Regions from separate parts of the Mus musculus genome. Here region 2 is linked to region 1. Evidence: chromatin loops called from intact Hi-C (ENCODE). Cell type or tissue: left cerebral cortex. All regions are shown on one strand.

Region 1 (5,000 bases):
GCAGATTTTGAGGACTCCCTTCTCTTTTTTCCTTCTTCCAGGACAGGTTTCACTGTATAACTTGCTGCCTGGAATTCTTTCAGTAGACCAGGTTGGACTCCAACTCACAGAGAACTGCCTGCCTCTTCTCCCTTCAGTGCTGGGATTAAAAGAACAACAGTGGACCAAAGCTTGCTGTAGGGATAGGATCCTGGGTGGAATGGGTTGTGGGTGGAGGGAACGTGGTTTTTGGAGTTGGGGTCCCTCAGAGCCCTCTGAGGGAGGGGCCCTCATGTCTGAGATGATCTTGCTATGTAGCTCAAATTGGCTTTGCACTTAATTGGCCCTCCTGCCTCAGCCTCTTGAGTACTGTGGTTATAAACATGTACCCCTACAGTCTTCTAGAATGGATTTGAAATGTGACTTAAGTCTGCTACCTCAGCCCTGTCTCGTGTCACTCCCACTGGAGGAGAGAATTGAACATAGGTGCAGGAGCCCTGAGACAGTGCTCATATGATGAGGCGGGAAGCATTTAACCCCAAATGCCCTGTTCTCCAGGGCTCTCTGTGTGGAGTCGTTTGTGTGTATAGTCATGTCCCCTCCTCACACCCCAAGACAGTAGTGAACAAGGCTGCTAGGAAGCAGTGTCCTACTGTTCCCTCAGGGGAGATGTAAGGCAGGCAGTTGTGGGGGGATAGAGATAAAAAATGGGGGCAGAGAAAAGGGGAACACATAAGACTATAATTCTAGCTATTCGGGAAACAGGCAGGCAGGAGTGTGGAGGGTTTTGGGCTGGCCACTCTGTCTCAGACTAGGCAAGGGCTGGGGTGGTAGCTCAGCCGGAGTGCTAACCTAACAGGCATAAGGAGTGTTCACAGGAAAGAGAACTGAGGAGAGAAGCAGTGGTTTGGGGCCTTAGAGGTGTTTGTTTGTTTTATATTTTTATATGTCTGGGGGCAGAGTAGGCATGGGCATCCGGTAAGAGAAGAGTGGTGGGGGTAGTTCCTGGCCATGTGGATCCACGGGTGAAAACAGGCTTGGCAGAAAGTGCCCTGCCTAAGTCATCTCACCAGCTGGAAGATGCTGTTTTAGACCGGATGGAATGATCTGGAGCGCCTCTTTGGAAGGTGTGTGCCAGCAGAGTCTACAGTGAGAGGAAAAGCTCCTGGGATGGCTGGTCGGGCAGGCATGATCGTCCCAGGGCCTCAGCCTTTGCTGTTCACAATGTGTTTGCTCCAGGATCCTCCTCACACCCCAGGCCTTAGCAGGGGCTCTGTTTCTGTGCGTAACAAAGTCCTAAACAGCTAAGACTTTCAGAAATCCCTTAAAGTCTGCTTTATTTGTGATTCAGAGCTCTGGAAATACCACCTTGCCTCGTGGTGAAGCAAAACCAGGTGTGGTAGGGTTTTGTGGTATTTTCCTGTATTGGTTTTGAGAAAGGCTTTATGTCGTCTAGGCTGGCTTCTTTCTCTTGTTTGTCCTGCTTCTGCACTGCTGGGATTACAGGTCTGCCATGCCCACCCACGCCTCTTTTTCGACTAAACATTTAGTGGGACTATAGCCGTCTCCCCTCTACAAGACAAATGTGGATATAGGAGCAACTTATATTTTCCCTAAAATTACTAGCTCTGAGTATTAACTTAGTATTTACTGGGGGTGGGGAGTGGGTTTCCTCTGTTTCTGCAGCCTTGCTCACCGTCTGACTTCAGCACACTAGCCTGGGCACCTGCACCTAAATTGTTTTACTTGCCTGGATCCTGCGAAATCCCACCTCCTCGCCCCCCGGGGTGGGATGAGCAGCTCCATTCATCTGGGGTGGAGAGTGGGGCCCTGGTGCCCGAAGACTGAAGACTAATTTCCTGTCCGTTTGCCTCTCACACCTTCCTGAGCCCAAATGGGAGGCCCAGCTGCGGCCCAAGGGGGAGGGGCACGGCCGCCCGGCAGATGGCGACATTTACATACAGCTGGGAGGCCCCTCCAAGACCAGGATCCTAGCCTGGCGTCTGGTGGCGATACTGGCTTCGCGGAGGGGGGGCTTTGTTTTAAGAAGGGGAAACACACATGCATACACACGAGAGGTCTTCCACAAACACACAGGGGTCCACACAAAGAACTCAGGATTCTTCCTCACCGCCTCCTCTGTGGGGCTCCGAAACACAACCTCACACACAGCCGGCTGGAGACGCATTCACTGCACTCATGGGTTCATAGGGTCCTCCACAGCGGACAGGAGCTCACATAAGTACATACATGATAGAGAGGAATGCACCTGTATTTCCGTTCTCCCACTTCAGTACGCACAGTATCTTAGAAATTAACCCCTGCCGCTTTCAGATTGGCGCATGCAATCACACTCAGGATGAACCTCACCAAGTCGCCCACATAGAGTTACTGTATCCCTTTCCCTGGGACCCCTCTCGGCCGGTAGCTAAAAGACTGGCCTGAAGGGGCGGAGCGTCCCCTCAAATATAAGACTCCGGCATCCAGCAGCTGCGACTCCTGAGACTATTTCCCCATCCTGTCCCCCAAAGCAATGGTCTCTCTGCAGGTGTCTCCGCTTTCCCAGACGCTGATCCTGGCTTTTCTTCTTCCTCAGGTCAGATACAGAAAGGAAAGGAACAGATGGGGTTGGGCCGAGACCTGGAGGTCTTAGAGACTTTCATGGGGCACACAGATACCTAGGTCCCTTAACCTTGTGGCCCTCTCTGTCCCAGGCACTGCCAGCTGGTGTCTTCGAGCTACAAATTCATTCTTTCGGGCCAGGCCCAGGCCTCGGGACCCCACGCTCCCCCTGCAACGCCCGAGGCCCTTGCCGCCTCTTCTTCAGGGTCTGCCTGAAGCCCGGAGTCTCCCAGGAGGCCACCGAGTCCCTGTGCGCCCTGGGCGCAGCACTGAGCACGAGCGTCCCGGTCTATACGGAGCACCCCGGAGAGTCAGCGGCTGCCCTGCCGCTGCCTGATGGCCTCGTACGTGTGCCCTTCCGCGATGCTTGGCCGGTGAGTCCAACCTCCACCTCTTTCTGTCCCCCCCCAGCTCCCGACACCATCCCGTGCCCCAGAGCCTTTACTACCCCCTCCTCTCCGAAACCCACATTCCCAGACCCCCTCCGCTATTCTCTTCAGGGATGTCTTAAAACTGGGCTTCTCATCTTTTTGTGGTTGTGTGTGTGTGTGTGTGTGTGTGTGTGTGTGTGTGTGTGTGTGTGTGTGTTATACTCACGAATACGCTTTACAGCGATATGTGGACAATTTCAGTTCTGCCCTTTATTTACCATGTGGGACCCAGGGGGTTGGACTAAGGTTTTCAGTAAGTGTTTTTTACCCAGTGAATCCTCTTCTCATCCTGTTTTGTTGTTATTGTTTGTATTTTGTTTTGTATTTTTAGAGACAAGCCTGGCTGTCTCTGAGTTCACTATGTAGCTAAATCTGGTCGTGAGTTCCTGATCCTCCTGTCTTCACTCACTCCCATCTCCCAAGTGCTGGAGTTATGGGGTGCAATAGCAAGTCGAGTTGGGGTCTTTGTCTTTATTCTAGATCTCTTCTTTGGACCTGGGGCTCCTCTCAAGCACTTTCTTGAGGTCACCTAATCTCTCATGTTTCCAGCCTTAGTTCTTTTGGTTGGGACATCAGGTCACTTACTGAATCCTGGTCCCCATCCCTGTACCCTGCACATCTCAAAAAGAATCAGGGCCCGTATTTGAAATGTAGACATTGTTGGGAACTTTTTCCATATTTTATTTCCTCACCTGTAGATGGGAACACCTTAGTATGTCCTTTTGGACAGGGTCTTGCTAGATACCCCAAACTAACCTCATATTTGAAACCCTCCTATCTCAGCCTCCTGAGCGCTGGGATTACAGGTATGTGCAAACACACTTGGCACAATGGCGTATCCAGAATGAGACCAAAATGCTCCTGGCTCCCGGGGCAGCTCCTTCTGGGAATGCTCCGTAGCTCAGTCCCAGAGCTGGCTTCCAGACTCCGTGCTGTGTTCTGGAGGTCAGTGAGCTTCCCTGACCACCGGCTTCCTCTCTTCGTTCTTCTCTGTCCAACCAGGGCACCTTCTCCCTCGTCATTGAAACCTGGAGAGAGCAGCTGGGAGAGCATGCTGGAGGTGGGTGTCTCACGGGTAGGAAGGGGCAGTGTTGAGTTCAGGACTGATAATGGGCTGCCTCTAAAGTGGAGCATTCCTGCTGGGCTTGTGATGTCATCATAGCTCCTAGGATGTGGTGCTGGGCTAGTGGTTTTGGATCTGTGGGCAATCTGGGTATAAATATAATTCAAAATTCCTAATGGTAGCAATGTAAAGACCATGTCCTGAGAGAGGTTGAGCATCTCTGACCCCAAAATGAGACAAAGGGCTCCAAAATCCATTTATTGTATCTTATCTGTTGTAATAGAGAAGAACTCCCCATATGCTATGCAAGACTCCATCATTGAGCCTTGCTCCTAGTCCCTAGTAGATTCCTGGGACACTCTACTTCTGAGCCATCTCCTTGGCCTTGATTTTGTATTTGAAACAATGTCTCATGTAGCCCAAACTGTCTTCAAAATGCCCATTATAGGAATTATCCCCACTATGCTGCACCTAAAATTTAAGTCTTTTTCTTGAAACAGGGTGTCACATAATGTAGACAGGCCTTGAACTTGCTGTGTAGCCCAGGCTGTCCTTGAATTCACAGTTCTCCTGCCTCCGCCTCCCAAGTGCTGGCGTTGTGAGCATGAACCACCATTTTGAGGTTGGTTGTCTCTTTTTAGCTTTCTGGATAAGGCTCCTCCATTGGTACTAGGCCATCCATCTGGCTTAACTCTGCCCTTTGTGAGGCTTTTGCTGGGATTAGACATGAGTGGAGCCACTACGCATAAGACCTTGAGGGGGCGCTATGACTTCACTTTTGGAGATCCTGTCCGTAGCTATTGATGGCACAAGATGTTAGAAGTCTCCTATTTTAATATTCTAACAAATACAGGAGTTATCTTAGGAGTTAGTGTTATTTTAACACTAGATATGCCATGCAGGTC
Region 2 (5,000 bases), 120 kb after region 1:
CCTCGGCTGCCACCGCCGCTGAGACCTGAGAGCAGGTAGGAAGTGGGAAGACAACATGGAACAAGAAGGCATGTAGGTCAGGGTCAGTCAGAAGAGGTGGGTATGAGTTAGGGGCAGGACCAGGGGGAGACAGGGGACAGGGCAGAGCACCAGCACCAGGTAGCCATGTACAAACAGAAAGGGTAGCAAGTGGGTTAGCACAGCGTGTCTCTCAACAAATGAGGAGCCAAAAAAAATGAATGAAGCATCACATCCAGAGATGTAAAAGGGAGCCATCAGAGCCAGACAGGGGTGGGAGAGGGTGGGTACAAGGCCAGGGCAGGAGGGATAGAAAGAGGCCAGGAATTAGGAGAGCAAAAGAAGGCAGAAACCGTGTAGAGTCTGGGCAGTAGAACTCAGTCCTTCAAAATTTTACTGGTGGCCAGCCTGAGTCCCTCAGATAAGGCCCCGCCCTCACACCGTCTTCCCTCAACACCAAGGGCCCAATTTCAAGCCCAGTCTACCCACTAGTTTCTTTCTATTCTAAAGAACATAGCAGTCCTTATGGACCTCCCAGCAAACCCAAGGTTATCTGAGAACTCCTTTACATGCAAGCTATAGATGTTTCAACCACCTCGGCACTTTCCCCTGGGACCGACTCCATACTCCAAGACCGCTCCCTGCTCCCTATATGAGGTCTCTGGAACCAGAGATCCTTCTTTTAAGCAGTCTATATTTATCCCACTAGGATTCCCCCATTACTCCAAGACCCCTACTCCTCAGGAAAACAAGGGAGAGGTGTCATTTTTCAACATCTAAGAGTCACGGTCTTTTTCTTCTTTACCCTGAGGTCCTTGCTAGCTCCTCTATTTCTACGCTGGGTCATTCCACAATTGAGCCTATTCCTAGAAGGGCCTGACAGCCAAATCCCTAAATATCGCACAAGACTTCACTCACTAAAAGTGTCCTTCGGAACAAAATCCCCTTCTTAGGAGCCTCCCCCTTGTCAGATCCCCTTCTATGCTATGTCTTGCCACTCCAGGTCCCCTTTATTGGGGCTTCACAGATAAACAACCTCTTCCCGAGCCCTCCCACACTAGGACCAGCTCTTACAGCTCCCACCCCTACCCGGGTCAGGGATGGCGCTGGGCCCACGGGGGGCTGGAGCGCGATGGGGACCCCAGTGCGGTGGGCGAGCGGCCAGCATGGCGGCGGTGGTGGTGGCGGCGGCGATGAGGAGGTGGCCGCCTGTCCCCGGCCCGGCTAGCCTAGCCAGCCCCGCGGCGGTGAGGGCAAGCGGGACAGGCGGCCCGGTGGGTGACAACAGCAGCCGCCGCCACTGCCACCGAGGGGGAGGGGCGGGGAAAGGAGGGGACGAGGGTCAGACCAGGGCACGCGGGGGAAGGGGACAGCAGGTGGACGGGGGAGGGGCGGGTTAACCCTCGCCCTACGGCCCAGCCCCGCCCCGCGTGGCCACCCGCCCCCAGGGACCCTGGCGTCCCGCCCCCCACCCGGCAGGCCCGCCCCGGCCAGTGGAGTCCCGGCGGGCGGGGCCCAAGAGAGCCCGGCAGGCCGCACCTCCCATGGCAACAACCGCGCCATTGGTTGTTGCTGCCAAGAGCTTAACCAATTAGCACTCAGGGCAGCTGTTGCTAGGCGACAGCGAAGCGGCCAGCGCAGCCGAGCCCAAACAAAGGGCGGGAGTGGGGCCTGGCTGCCCCCTCCCCGACTCCCTCTCAGGACGGCTCCCTCGGGCTCAGCCTCTTCCAGGAATCCAGCTATGAAGAGCCGGACTCCGCTGCAACGGCCCAAAGCCCCCTCCTTTCCCTTGCTAAATCTCGCGGGGACGGGCAGGGCGGTTCCCGGCCTGCCCCCCACCCAAGCGTGCCGCCCCGCCCGTCGCAGCACCCTTACCTGAGGGCGTGGGTAAGGGGATTCAAACTGCTCGGGGAGCCCGAGCTCAGACCTGCCCACTGGCTGAGGGTGTCCGGTGGACGCGGCGAGCCAGGGCCCCGATTACCCAGTAATGCAACCAGCAAAATGGCGACCACAACAAACCGGCCCCCCTGCCCCGGCTCCGCCCCCACATCATTCACGTGACCTAGCGGAGCACAGTGCGCCTGCGCCTTAAGGGTGCTGAGCCGCGCACGTGCGGAGCAGCCACCAATGGAGCATGCACCATGTGACCGGATGAAACTTTCCAGGCACCACCCCCCGAAGCACACAAAGTTGATCAAGGGCGCATGCGTCTCGAGGCCACTTAGCAATAGGCACCAGACAGGGGAGACAGATGAGTCTTTTAATAGAAAAACAAAACAACTCCCCCGCCCCCAAAAAATCACAAGCCACACGTGCAACAGTAACAACACACATCTCTTCAATCCAGACAGCTCTGAGTTTCAGTTCTTCACCTTGGGAGGTGGCCTGTGAGGAAATCAGAGGGGGTCGAGTTGTAACCACTTTTGGCTTCTCAGGGCCACAGGTAAGGGAGAGGTCTGTTGTGACACTCACCTGTACACACCGACAACCACGGCGTGGTCTCGCTCATAAGGCTCTAGCGTCAGCTGCTCCTGCGGCTTCATGTTCTCCTGCTGCATCTTCTTCACTTCAGATGCAAACACAGCCTCTGCTGACGCAGTGGAGTCAATGCAGTTGGCCTAGAAAGGAGTCAGGACTAAGTTACAGATTTGGAGACCCAGGCTTTCCCAATTTTCTAACTTCATTAAAGAAGTTTTAATTTGGCTCACATTGGAAACAGGTTATTTCATTTATCTAAGGCAGTGTTTAAGGTCAGGAATTTTCTTCCATATCCTGGAAGCCCAGCTGGCAAAAACAGAACAAATGTAGCAATAGCAGCCTGGTCTACAGAGTTGAGTTCCAGGACAGCCAGGGCTATACAGAGAAAACTCTGTCTTGAAAAAACAAAAACAAAACAAAACAAAAAAAAAACCCAAAAACAAGTGTAGCAATAGGTTGGCCAGTTTTGAACATGGTGAGGATGCGCGAGAGTTTTCCCTATTTAAAATTAAAATGTTTTGAAAAATGTACCTGCTGCAGTTAATATTGTACCCCACAATCTGCTCCAAATGCTTAGCAGCTATCAGTCTTTATTTCAGCCATAAGGAGGACTAATAAACAAGTCAGATAGGCTAAGGCGCCATAACCTGCTCAGCCACAGAGACAAAGCACCCACACCACACTCTAGGGTTACTCAACCTTACATGGCAAGACCCATACCTTAATGGAAATCACAAAGTGTCCTCCATTCCGCAGGAAGGTGTGGGCGTTCAGGGCCACAATTCGGGTTTGGTCTGGCTGGGCCACATCGGCAAAGATGACATCCACCATTGCTAAGGAAAAAAGGGACAGCGGTTACTACAAACAAGGCAGCAGAGAGCTCCCCAGAGCCTCCCAACAGGGCCTGTGCTCCTTCACCACCAGGTTCCTGGGACTCTCTTGCCTCCAGTCTTACCCCCCACCACACAGCCTCCCTCCAAAGCACCCCAAAGGTGGATCCAGAACACGAAAGTCACATCACTCATCCACTCCTGTTGTAAACCAATGGTTGCCACCTACTCTGTGGCCAGCCCTGGGCTGGGCGTGGGGGACACAGAGACGAGTCAGACCCGGACCCTGCCCTCGAGATCCTCCCGGGTCTGGGGGGAGACAGACATGTCATCAAAAAGACAAGTAAATGTGAGCAGTTAAAGACGAGTCGTGGGCAGGGCTGTCAGATGACAAGGACCAGAGGTGCACTGAGAAAATGCACAGGAAAAAAACCAAAAACAAAGCCAAACCCCATAAAAAACCAAACCAAACAACCAAAACCCCATAAAAACCAAACCAAACCAAACCAAACAGTGCAATGGAAAGGTAATGCTTTAAGGTAGCGTGACTTAAAACTACAACAAAGAGTGTGATGGAGTGAAAACGCCCTTTAAGGATTTGGAAAAGCAATGACAAGTACCGAGTACCTCTGGGAGAACTCACACCCTCTCTACTTTTATACTAGACCTTAGAGGTGTTTTTAAAAAACAAAGCCATTGGGTTATACTTGCTGTGGTCAGGGCTGGAATCTCATCAGACAATGGCTTTAAAACACAAACCAGGGCAGTGTAAAAAAGGCGCCAAGTGTTAGAGGGGAACAAAACTGATCCTGGACACAATCTCCACCTGCAGGTCCTCACACTGCCGCAGTGAAGAGGCCTGCTCGCCACTCTAACTCCACCTAAGTCAGGCTCCATCAGCATCCTCCCCGGGGCCACTCCCGGGCCCTCACCGATAAGCATGCGGTATTTGTGTGGGTGTCGAGCATCTTCAATTACAGGAATAATGTTAGTCCTCTTCTTGGCCAAGTTGATGAGGTCACGGCCAGAGCGGTGGGAGAACTCAACTGCGTAGACCAGACCATCCTAAAATTAAGCAAACATCTGTGAGCACACACTGGTGCTCCAGCACAGTTGCTAACACCGTGCTTGCGCCCCTCCTGTAGCAGGTTCTCATACCAGCAATCAAAACCCTGCTTTGAAATAACTATCATTATGTCTATAGCCCAGATGAATAAATGGTCCCAGAGACAAGTCATGAGCCACGGTTATTCATAAGCAGCAAAGCTTTAAGATCCCAATTTATCTGACCCACAAGCCCAGGCTCCCAACACAGGTAAAAATCCCGCATCCAGGGTAGTTAGAGACAAAGGAACAGAGCTCATGGCATTTGCAATGGACCAGTACTTGAAATATGGGATCCTATACTGCCACAAAGAACATAAGCTCACTGTAACTCAGTGTTAGCACACCTGCCTAGCCTTTCAAGAAGCCCTAGGCCCAACACCCAATACTGGATGGGGCTAGGGCAAAAAACTACATTTGGGGGACATTGTTTTGTCTGTGTGGAAGCCAGAGGACAGTGTGAAGCGACAATCCTTCAGGAACTCTACCCATCCTTTTTTCTTTTTCCTTGAGACAGGGTTTTTGTGTAGCTCTGGCTGTCCTGAAACTCACTGTGTAGATCAGGCTGTC

What was found. A loop is a pair of places that touch in the nucleus more often than their neighbours do. Peaks named below come from ENCODE experiments on the same cell type or tissue, not always from the same donor. Only the 100,000 strongest peaks of a DNase experiment are listed, where the experiment ranks them.
Region 2: it touches region 1 in a loop (2.1-fold over the local background); 2 of 42 quality-filtered maps call a loop at or near these places.

Annotation. Positions count from the first base shown.
Region 1 is chr7:28,299,259-28,304,258 of GRCm38, reverse strand. It overlaps Dll3 (delta like canonical Notch ligand 3), which reads left to right and starts at 2,474. Exons shown (of 9, transcript NM_007866.2): 1 at 2,474-2,575; 2 at 2,694-2,975; 3 at 4,035-4,092. The coding sequence starts at 2,513. In left cerebral cortex, CTCF peaks have their summits at 1,917 (motif pointing right) and 4,849; DNase peaks (open chromatin) are centred at 1,899 and 4,853.
Region 2 is chr7:28,176,534-28,181,533 of GRCm38, reverse strand. Fbl (fibrillarin) reads right to left here. Exons shown (of 9, transcript NM_007991.3): 6 at 4,259-4,391; 7 at 3,217-3,329; 8 at 2,491-2,636; 9 at 2,265-2,403. The coding sequence ends at 2,379. Dyrk1b (dual-specificity tyrosine-(Y)-phosphorylation regulated kinase 1b) reads right to left here and starts at 1,218. Exons shown (of 11, transcript NM_001271370.1): 1 at 1,108-1,218; 2 at 1-25. The coding sequence starts at 1,186. In left cerebral cortex, no CTCF peak of the experiment used is centred here; DNase peaks (open chromatin) are centred at 599, 1,599 and 2,126; H3K4me3 peaks cover 1,762 bases; H3K27ac peaks cover 1,902 bases.